Regions from separate parts of the Homo sapiens genome. Here region 1 is linked to region 2. The links are chromatin contacts, found by Hi-C in ENCODE. All regions are on one chromosome and are shown on one strand. The core of a region is the stretch at or near the end of the contact, and the rest is flanking DNA. Distances in the headings are between cores, read along the strand shown. Region 1 has its middle 43 kb from the start of PRDM11. Region 2 overlaps TSPAN18 (tetraspanin 18).

The links. Hi-C counts contacts between places; a loop is a spot of excess contacts on that map. Pooled maps may share reads with other maps.
Region 1: a pooled map shows a loop between it and region 2 (4-fold over the local background). The contact joins two enhancer-like sites. A Hi-C loop is called at or near these places in 1 of 168 maps with a recorded cell type or tissue (natural killer cell), 1 of 37 single-sample maps with no recorded cell type and 6 of 50 pooled maps.

What each region holds. Positions count from the first base shown.
Region 1 is chr11:45,101,703-45,105,962 of GRCh38, reverse strand. It overlaps a transcript of PRDM11 not described here. Among named protein-coding and RNA genes, the nearest start is that of PRDM11, 43 kb to the left of the region's middle. RefSeq lists silencers at 174-263, 2,611-2,905 and enhancers at 3,701-4,239, 4,240-4,260. Within about 2 kb of position 2,687, at least 7 of the 41 ENCODE cell types and tissues checked have a DNase peak (open chromatin) inside an H3K27ac peak, as active enhancers do.
Region 2 is chr11:44,860,642-44,864,445 of GRCh38, reverse strand. All of the region lies in intron 3 of TSPAN18 (tetraspanin 18), which reads right to left. Among named protein-coding and RNA genes, the nearest start is that of TP53I11, 88 kb to the left of the region's middle. RefSeq lists enhancers at 1,543-1,592, 1,693-2,320, 2,321-2,948. Within about 2 kb of position 2,030, at least 12 of the 41 ENCODE cell types and tissues checked have a DNase peak (open chromatin) inside an H3K27ac peak, as active enhancers do.

The DNA of each region.
Region 1 (4,260 bases), core at 1,438-3,937, 240 kb before region 2:
TTGCCTAAAGGAAATCATGTTAGAAGGGTCGGTCCAGCCTGACTTCATGGTCTCAGAGATGTGTGACCCTCACCCCTGGAGAGGCCTCTGTGGCCCTGGGGCTTAGCACCAAGCACTTTGTAGGGGTCTCAGAAATGCTGCCCACTAGAGCAGAGGGCTTCTGGGAAGAGCCATGGGCTCCTCCACTGCCTTGTAGCAGAGGCTGCCCCCAGGGAGAGGGAGGTGGGATCAGAGCCTGAGGCTACGTCCTGGCAATTGTTGTTGTGGCCACCAGGTGGCGGGCCAGGGCCATGCCAAGCTGTTGGGAAGGGCAATCCCAGAGGGGCCTGGACTGGGAGGCCCAGCTGCTTCCATGGCTCTGCTGTCACCACGGCTGGAGGGAGGGGCTGCAGAGTCAGCTGTAGCAGTGGAGGCTGAGGCCCTCTCACAGTGATGAGGTGGCTTTCAGAAGGCCTGAGCACCTGTGGTTCCCCTCGAGGCCTGGTGTGCAGAGGTCTGGCTTCCAGTCCCAGCTCTGCTGTGCAGCCTCAGACAAGCCCTTTCCCTCTCTGATAGATGAGGGTTCTCACTAGATGAGCTCAAGGCTTTTGCAGCACCTGGTGGCTATGACCAGTTGGGTGGCCTTAGGTAGGTCATGGGGTGCTATGGTCTGAATGTGTACTCCTCAAATTCCCACATTGAAACCTAATCACCGATGTGATGGTATTAGGAGGTGGGGCATTGAGGAGGCAATTAGGCCATGAGGACAGTTGACTGGGATTAGTGCCCTTATTAAATAGGTCTGAGGGAGCTCTTTCATCACTTATACTCTGTGAAGATACAGCAAGAAGTGCCATCTGTACATGAGAAAGTGGGTCTTCACCAGACACCAAATCTGGGGCACCTTGATCTTGGACTTCCCAGCTCCCAGAACTATAAGAAATACATGTTTGCTCTTTGTAAACCACCTAGATTATGGTATTTTTGTTATAGCTGCCCAAGCAGACTAAGACATGGGGCCACTGGCCCCGTGATGGGAATGGGGTGGAATTACATGACCCCTGTCCAGGATGCAGGAGGAGGAGATGGTCCCAGGAGCTCCGTGAAGGAAGGAGGCCTGGGAAGCTGCTTGGACATCACAAGGCATCGAGAACCCAACTCTGGGTCCCCGATCTGAATTAACCTCAGGGCTGGGATGATATTCCTATTGCTTTTCTAAAGTGCCCCACCCAGTCCCTTTAGCCGTATTGGTGGTTCTGTGTCATCTGCAGCACTGAGGTTTCTGGGCAGGTTTTAGGCCACCTCCCCCCAAAACCTTTGTTCCTCTTCCCTGGGCTGTGTTTCTGCCATGAGTCACCTTGGGGCTGAGGTCCCAGGTGGGAGATGGGTCATAGCTGGGTGGGGTCTGAAGTGTCTGTGCCTCAGTTTCCTCATCTGCAAAATGGAGAGGCTCTTGCCCATCCTGTAAGGTCAGTAGGAGGACCAGAGTCTTCACTCCATGGTCTCACTCAGCTATCACAGCAACCTTGAGCAGCAGGAAGGGCACGTGTCCTCGTCCCCATTTTGCAGATGAGAAACCCGACCCCCATGGATGAGAAGCAGCTTGCCCCCTTTCATCCAGAGGATCCTGAATTCAGACCCAGATCTGCCTGTCCAGCCCTGTGCCCTGTGCTGCCCTGCTGCCTTCTTCTGCCCTTACTCCTTCTGGCCAGCTGATGCCTGCTTTCTTGAGAGAAGTTCCTCTGGTGCCTCATCACCTGGAAGAGCCAGGTCTCCTGGGAACAAGTGGACAACATTTTGGTCTTGTGCTTTGCCAGGTGCAGTGGCCCTTGAGGGCTAGCCTGTCCACACAGCTCTGTTGCCCTGGGCCCTGCTCAGCCTATCCTAGCTTGAGGGCTATGCCCAGGCGAAAAAGTCTAGGGCACGGAATTAGATCATCTAGAGCAAGTTTTCACCAAGCCTCAATCCCTCAGCTATAAAAAGTAAGTCAACTTACAGGGTCATTGCAAAATAAAGCACAGCTATATTTGAAAGTGCTGAGTGACAGCAGGGATAACCATCGCCCTCAATGCATCCTGACTTGGTGCCAGGCCCTGAGCTAAGCCCCTTTCTTACATGATTTCTCTTGGTTTTCACCGTTAAAGGTAGATTAGTGTTATTGCTTCCTTTCTTGTTGAGGTATAATTTTTATATATATAATTTATATATAATATATATGTTATATATTATATGTTTATATTATATATACTATATATAGTATTACATATAATGTATATATTATATATACAGTAAAGTACACAAACTTTGTGTACAACTCAATGACTTTTTAAAACCGTGTGACCATCAAGACAGAAGTATTTCTGACACCCTCAAAGGCCCCCTCAAGCTCCCTCTTGGTCAATACCCTGCCAAAGGTTAACACTTAAGTTTGGGTTATTTTTCCTGGTTTTACAGATGGGGAAACTGAGGCTCAGGGAGGAACTGTGAACTGCTCAAAGTCACAAAGCTGCAAAACGGTAGGGCCTAGATTTTTCTGTCTCTACCAAAGCACATGGTGATCCATATAGGCTATACAAGTTATTTCCTCTTCCTCTTTCCTCATCTCCCTCTCATCTTCCTCCTCTTCCTCCTCCAACTTTTCCTCCTTCACCAGTCCCCCCATTTGCTGTAGTTTCATATGTCTACCATCAGATGGCGCCAAAGGACCAACTGCAGAGTCCAGGTTGGGCTCCAAGGCCGGGGAGGAGGCAGGCCCGGCGGGGTGGTCAGGGTTTCTGGGCTTTGGGGAGGGATGCAGGGGAAAGCTGCTGGTGACCATCCTGAGTCCTGTCCAGTAGACATGGCAGAGGCAACTGTCCAGTGATGACCAGACAAGAGAATGAAAATGCAAGGCTAGGGCTCACGATTATATGAGCACTGGGCTGGGAGTAGAGAGACTTGGGTTCTCTGTTACTCTCATCACACTCTGAGTCAGCTTCCTGCCCACACAGTGAGTGGGCCTTCCCCCTCCAGGGTAAACAGTCCTGCCTGTCTCTCTGCATCTGCTCTTCTGTACATCAGGCCTGCTCTCCCTTCCTCGGTCGACCAGTTCACACTAATCAGCTTGGCAAGCCCAGCCCAATTGCTGCCATTCCCAGGAAGCCTTCCCTGACTGCTCTGGCATTGAACTGATTACCTTGGCTGCCCCTGTGCAATGGGCCAGGCACCACCTTCTGTGGCCAGAGGCTCGCCTGGCGTTTCCAGCATCCACCAGGGCGGCCAGCACAGGGCTGGGGGCCCAGGGTGTGTGTCACAGGTCATCTGGACCTAATGGACTGGGATGGCAGGGGGGAAGGAGGCTGTGGCACGGTGCAAGGGGGGCTGGACCTAATGGACTGGGGTGGTATGGGGGAAGGAGGCTGTGGCACGGTGTGAAGGAGGCTCCCACAGAAGACGTTATTGCTCTTCTACTCCCTTCCTGGGAGTGGCTGGATTGCAGAGGGCAGTGTTGGGGCCCCAGCTGGGGTGCTTCCCCTCATGCCGGCCCCAGGGAGTGCTGCAAGGCTGAACTTTAGTCTTTCCTCATCTGTGTCCAGCTAGCATCTCCCCGGGAAAGCCAGCTTTCCAGAAACTAAGACAGGAAGAGCCTTTGGGGATCATTAAACACACATCGGCCCAGGTCACACAGGCTTTCGGCAAAGAGCCTGTGACTCTGCTCAGCCTCCAGCTCTGAGCCCTGAACGCCTTCTTCTTCCTCCGCTCAGCCTCCAGCTCTGAGCCCTGAACGCCTTCTTCTTCCTCCGCTCAGCCTCCAGCTCTGAGCCCTGAACGCCTTCTTCTTCCTCCGCTCAGCCTCCAGCTCTGAGCCCTGAACGCCTTCTTCTTCCTCCGCTCAGCCTCCAGCTCTGAGCCCTGAACGCCTTCTTCTTCCTCCGCTCAGCCTCCAGCTCTGAGCCCTGAACGCCTTCTTCTTCCTCCGCTCAGCCTCCAGCTCTGAGCCCTGAACGCCTTCTTCTTCCTCCGCTCAGCCTCCAGCTCTGAGCCCTGAACGCCTTCTTCTTCCTCCGCTCAGCCTCCAGCTCTGAGCCCTGAACGCCTTCTTCTTCCTCCGCTCAGCCTCCAGCTCTGAGCCCTGAACGCCTTCTTCTTCCTCCGCTCAGCCTCCAGCTCTGAGCCCTGAACGCCTTCTTCTTCCTCCGCTCAGCCTCCAGCTCTGAGCCCTGAACGCCTTCTTCTTCCTCCGCTCAGCCTCCAGCTCTGAGCCCTGAACGCCTTCTTCTTCCTCCGCTCAGCCTCCAGCTC
Region 2 (3,804 bases), core at 781-3,280:
TCTCAGAGGCCCAGGCACACAGTAAGTGCTCAATGAAGTGTTGGTGAATGAATGAATAAATGTGATTCTGGGTAAGGCAGCCCCAACCCCAACACTTTTCGGAGATGGGAGGGGTGTGACACCCCACCCCATCACCAAGTTTTTTTTTTTTTTTTTTTTGAGACGGAGTCTCACTCAGTCACCCAGGCTGGAGTGCAGTGGTGCGGTCTTGGCTCACTGCAACCTCTGCCTTCCAGGTTCAAGCAATTCTCCCACCTCAGCCTCCCAAGTAGCTGGGACTACAGGCGAATGCCACCACACCCGGCTAATTTTTGTATTTTTAGTAGAGACGGGGTTTCACTATGTTGGCCAGGCTGCTCTCGAACTCCTGACCTTGAGATCCGCCCGCCTCAGCCTCCCAAAATGCTGGGATTATAGGCATGAACCACCGTGCCCGGTCCCCATCACCAAGTTTTTTGGGACATGGACCAACAGGCACCTATACACTGAAGACTCCCACAGAGTTATATTAATATGATTGAAATATAAATAATAACAACACCAAATAGCATCAGTACTACACTGAATGCTGATCCCTGGCAGGTGCTCTGTTAAGCACTTTCTGTCATTCAAGTATTTCCTTCCATCTTCACACAGTCTTACGAGAAGTGACTATTACTATCTCTAACTTACTTATAAGAATACTGAGGCTGTACTGCTAGCAGAGCTCAGATCCGAACCCAGGTCTGACATGGAATACAATGTTTCAAGCGGAAGGAGCTTGACAAACTATAGGCCAGGAGGCTAAGGACATCAGTAGTGCAGCAGGGACCCAAGTCTCCCAACTTCCAGCCCAGGGTATGCCACTAGGGCAGCTGCTTGCAATGCTCTAAGTGAAAATGAGCCCTAAGCTCTGTAAAGTATCTCAGGAATGAGAGGATTAAGAACTCTTGGTCTTTGTGCAGCACCATCTCTTTGAAAGGGCCCTCCAAAACTCCCCTTCCCAGGGAAGAAGAGGACAAAAGGAAAAGGGAGGCGCTACTAAACTCCGTACCCAAGCTGTAGTTGAAAGCAGCCTTGAAGACAAGATGGCCCCAGGCCCAGCACGGCCAAGCCTGGAGGCCTGCGGGAAAGAAGGCTAACCGAGTTCATCTGGCTTCCTGCCTGGCACAGTCTTTCAAGCCTCAGGGTCCCACTGCCAGGCCTTTGCTCTCACTGTGTCTTCCTCCCGAATGTCCTTTCTAACGTCCGAAACTGGCCTATATCTAGGCACAGCTCACAGGCCTTGCATCCCCTGATTTTACACCACCACTGTGCAGCAGTAACATCTCCTTCTGGCCTCTGAACCCCCAAGCCTTCCTTTATATTTCAGCTCTGGACCCTCCCATTCTTTACCTTGGATGTCTTGACTTTGATCGTCTCCCTTAAAAATCTGGCCTCTGAGGTGCCTGTTGAGTGCATCTGAATGAATGACGAATGCCTGGGAAGTGGAGCTTGTATGATTCGTTTTATTAACAGGTGCACACTCCAGGAGCAGGTCTGCATACAGATCTCTCTAACAGCTGCCCTTCCTCCTCCCCAGGGCCATGACAAGTGGCACCTTACACCCTAAGTCCTAAAGGCTGAGAACCAAGTCATTCTGCTATTTCTGCTGCATCAGGCACAGGTGGGGGCTTTACAAAATGCTGTGGAAAGTAACTGACCGACATATCTACCAAGCCAGCCCAGTTATGGTTTAGCACTGTCTGAGACATCAGGCGAGGGGTTGGGGGCAAGACACCCAGAGGAGGGTCCTGCCCTCAGGAGATCTCCCAGAGGAGAGGTCAGGGAACCCTGAGGACAGGGACCTTTGGGCTTTGCTCACCCTCAATCCCCAGCATTTAAACAGCTCCTGGCACATGATAGGCACTCAACAGCCATTGGCTGAATAAATGAATTAACACTCATTGACCCAGAGGTGCTGAGCTCACCATATAAGGCAGGGTGGTGCTGAGCGCTGAGCTGGCTGCATGGTGAGTCAGAGCTTTGGAGCCCACAGGCGAGACACAGAGCGAGAGAGACTGGGGGAGGGCCAGGAGGTTTGTGGTTGACCAAAACCAAGCAAGGGGCAGCTGCCTGGGAGGCAGCATCACAAGCTGTGGTTTTCGGTATTTTTTCTGCAGAGGAATATTTGCTCAAATGAAATCACACATCGCACCCTAAATGTAGGACAGAGCTGCCGCGGCGGAGGGCAGCAGGGCTGCCAGGCTGGCCTGGCCACGTGTACCCTCGTGCCCCCAGAGACGGAGCTTCCACTCAACCAGTGCCCGTCCCCCTCTGCTCCCCTGTCCCTCTAAGGGGCTTCAGATAAGCAAGGCTGCGGTTGGTCTTCTGGGAAGGGGCCCATTTAGCGCAAAAAACCCTAAAGAGGCTCAAGAAACTCCCCTCAGCCATGAAGGAGTGGAGGTGGGGGGAAAAAGGAACAGGCCTTCCCGGCGAGTGGAGGTCTACTCAAGGCAGCCAGGCGCTGGGGTGGCTGAAATAGTGGGGCGGCCATCAGAGAGTGCAGGGACTCTTTATGAGAAAGACCTTCTGGAACAATCTTTTTGGAACGTGAAGTACCACTCTCAGATCCATCAGAGGCATGGGGGCTGTGTGTGTGTGTGTGTGTGTGTGTGTGTGTGTGTGTGTGTGAAATTTGGGCTTTCAGATACTAGATTCACTAAAAATGAGGCACTTAGAGAGAGGCCAACCCTGGTACCATAAATCACAGGAAGAATCCCAACTGGGACACATGCGACCACCTGGGTGCTTCATCGCCCCCGACTCCCAACATGACACCAGTAGGGAGAATCTGCTGCTTTGTCTGCCCAGCATTCCTTTCTCCTTTTTCTAAAAATAATGCTTGGATTTTCCCTTGCAAGTCCATCCCCTCTCATGCATTCAGGCTGACTTCCCCAACCCACGACACCTACCGACCTCACCACACCACCCCCAACCACCGACCCCCCGCCCAGCACCGACCGCCCCCACCCCAGCACCGACCAGTCCCCACAGCCCCGACCACCTCCCTCAGCACCACCCGCACCCCACCAACCCCCGCACCGACTGCCCCCCGACCAACTGACCCAGTCTGGCCAATCAGCATATCTTATCCTCCAGGTTTCAGTGATTGGGCAGAGGTGTCATGTGACCCAAGACCATCCAATAAGCCTTGACTTTGGGATTTTTGTTGGACCGCCTGGGAAAAAGAAGCTCTCCTTCCATTGGATTTGAAATGAGCAAGGCGTCAGTCTGGATCTGCAGGTGCCTGCCCTGCGGCCACATGGAGAGTGGCTACCGAGGACTGAAGCTCACAAGGAGGGAGGCAGAGGACACGGATGTGGTGAGATACGGTCCTAACAGCATCATTTGAGCCCTGGATTCAGCCCTGCCTGCCTTGAAACCAATAAATAGGCCCCAAATATATTATTTGGAATATATATATTTGGAATATATATTATTAGAAACCAATATATTAGAAACCAATTTTAAAAAGCTAATAAATGGCCTGTCTTGCTTAATCCAGTTTGAGTGTTGGCTCCCAAATGATGCAGCATCTGACCTCAGTTCAGCCTTTGCCCTCTCACCACCCACTGCAGCCAACCTTTACTTCTGACCCACCACTGGTTCTTGCTTACCTGGGCAACAGTTCCACCCTTCCCCAGTTGAGCTTGAGGGGCATGGGCCAGCAACCTGGTGGGCTAGCCTGCACCTCAGCCTTCTCAGCTGTCTGGCCCCTCCGAGGGTTATCTTCTTGGCTAATCTAGTGAGACCCCAGCAACCTTGGCTCAGATCCACTCACAC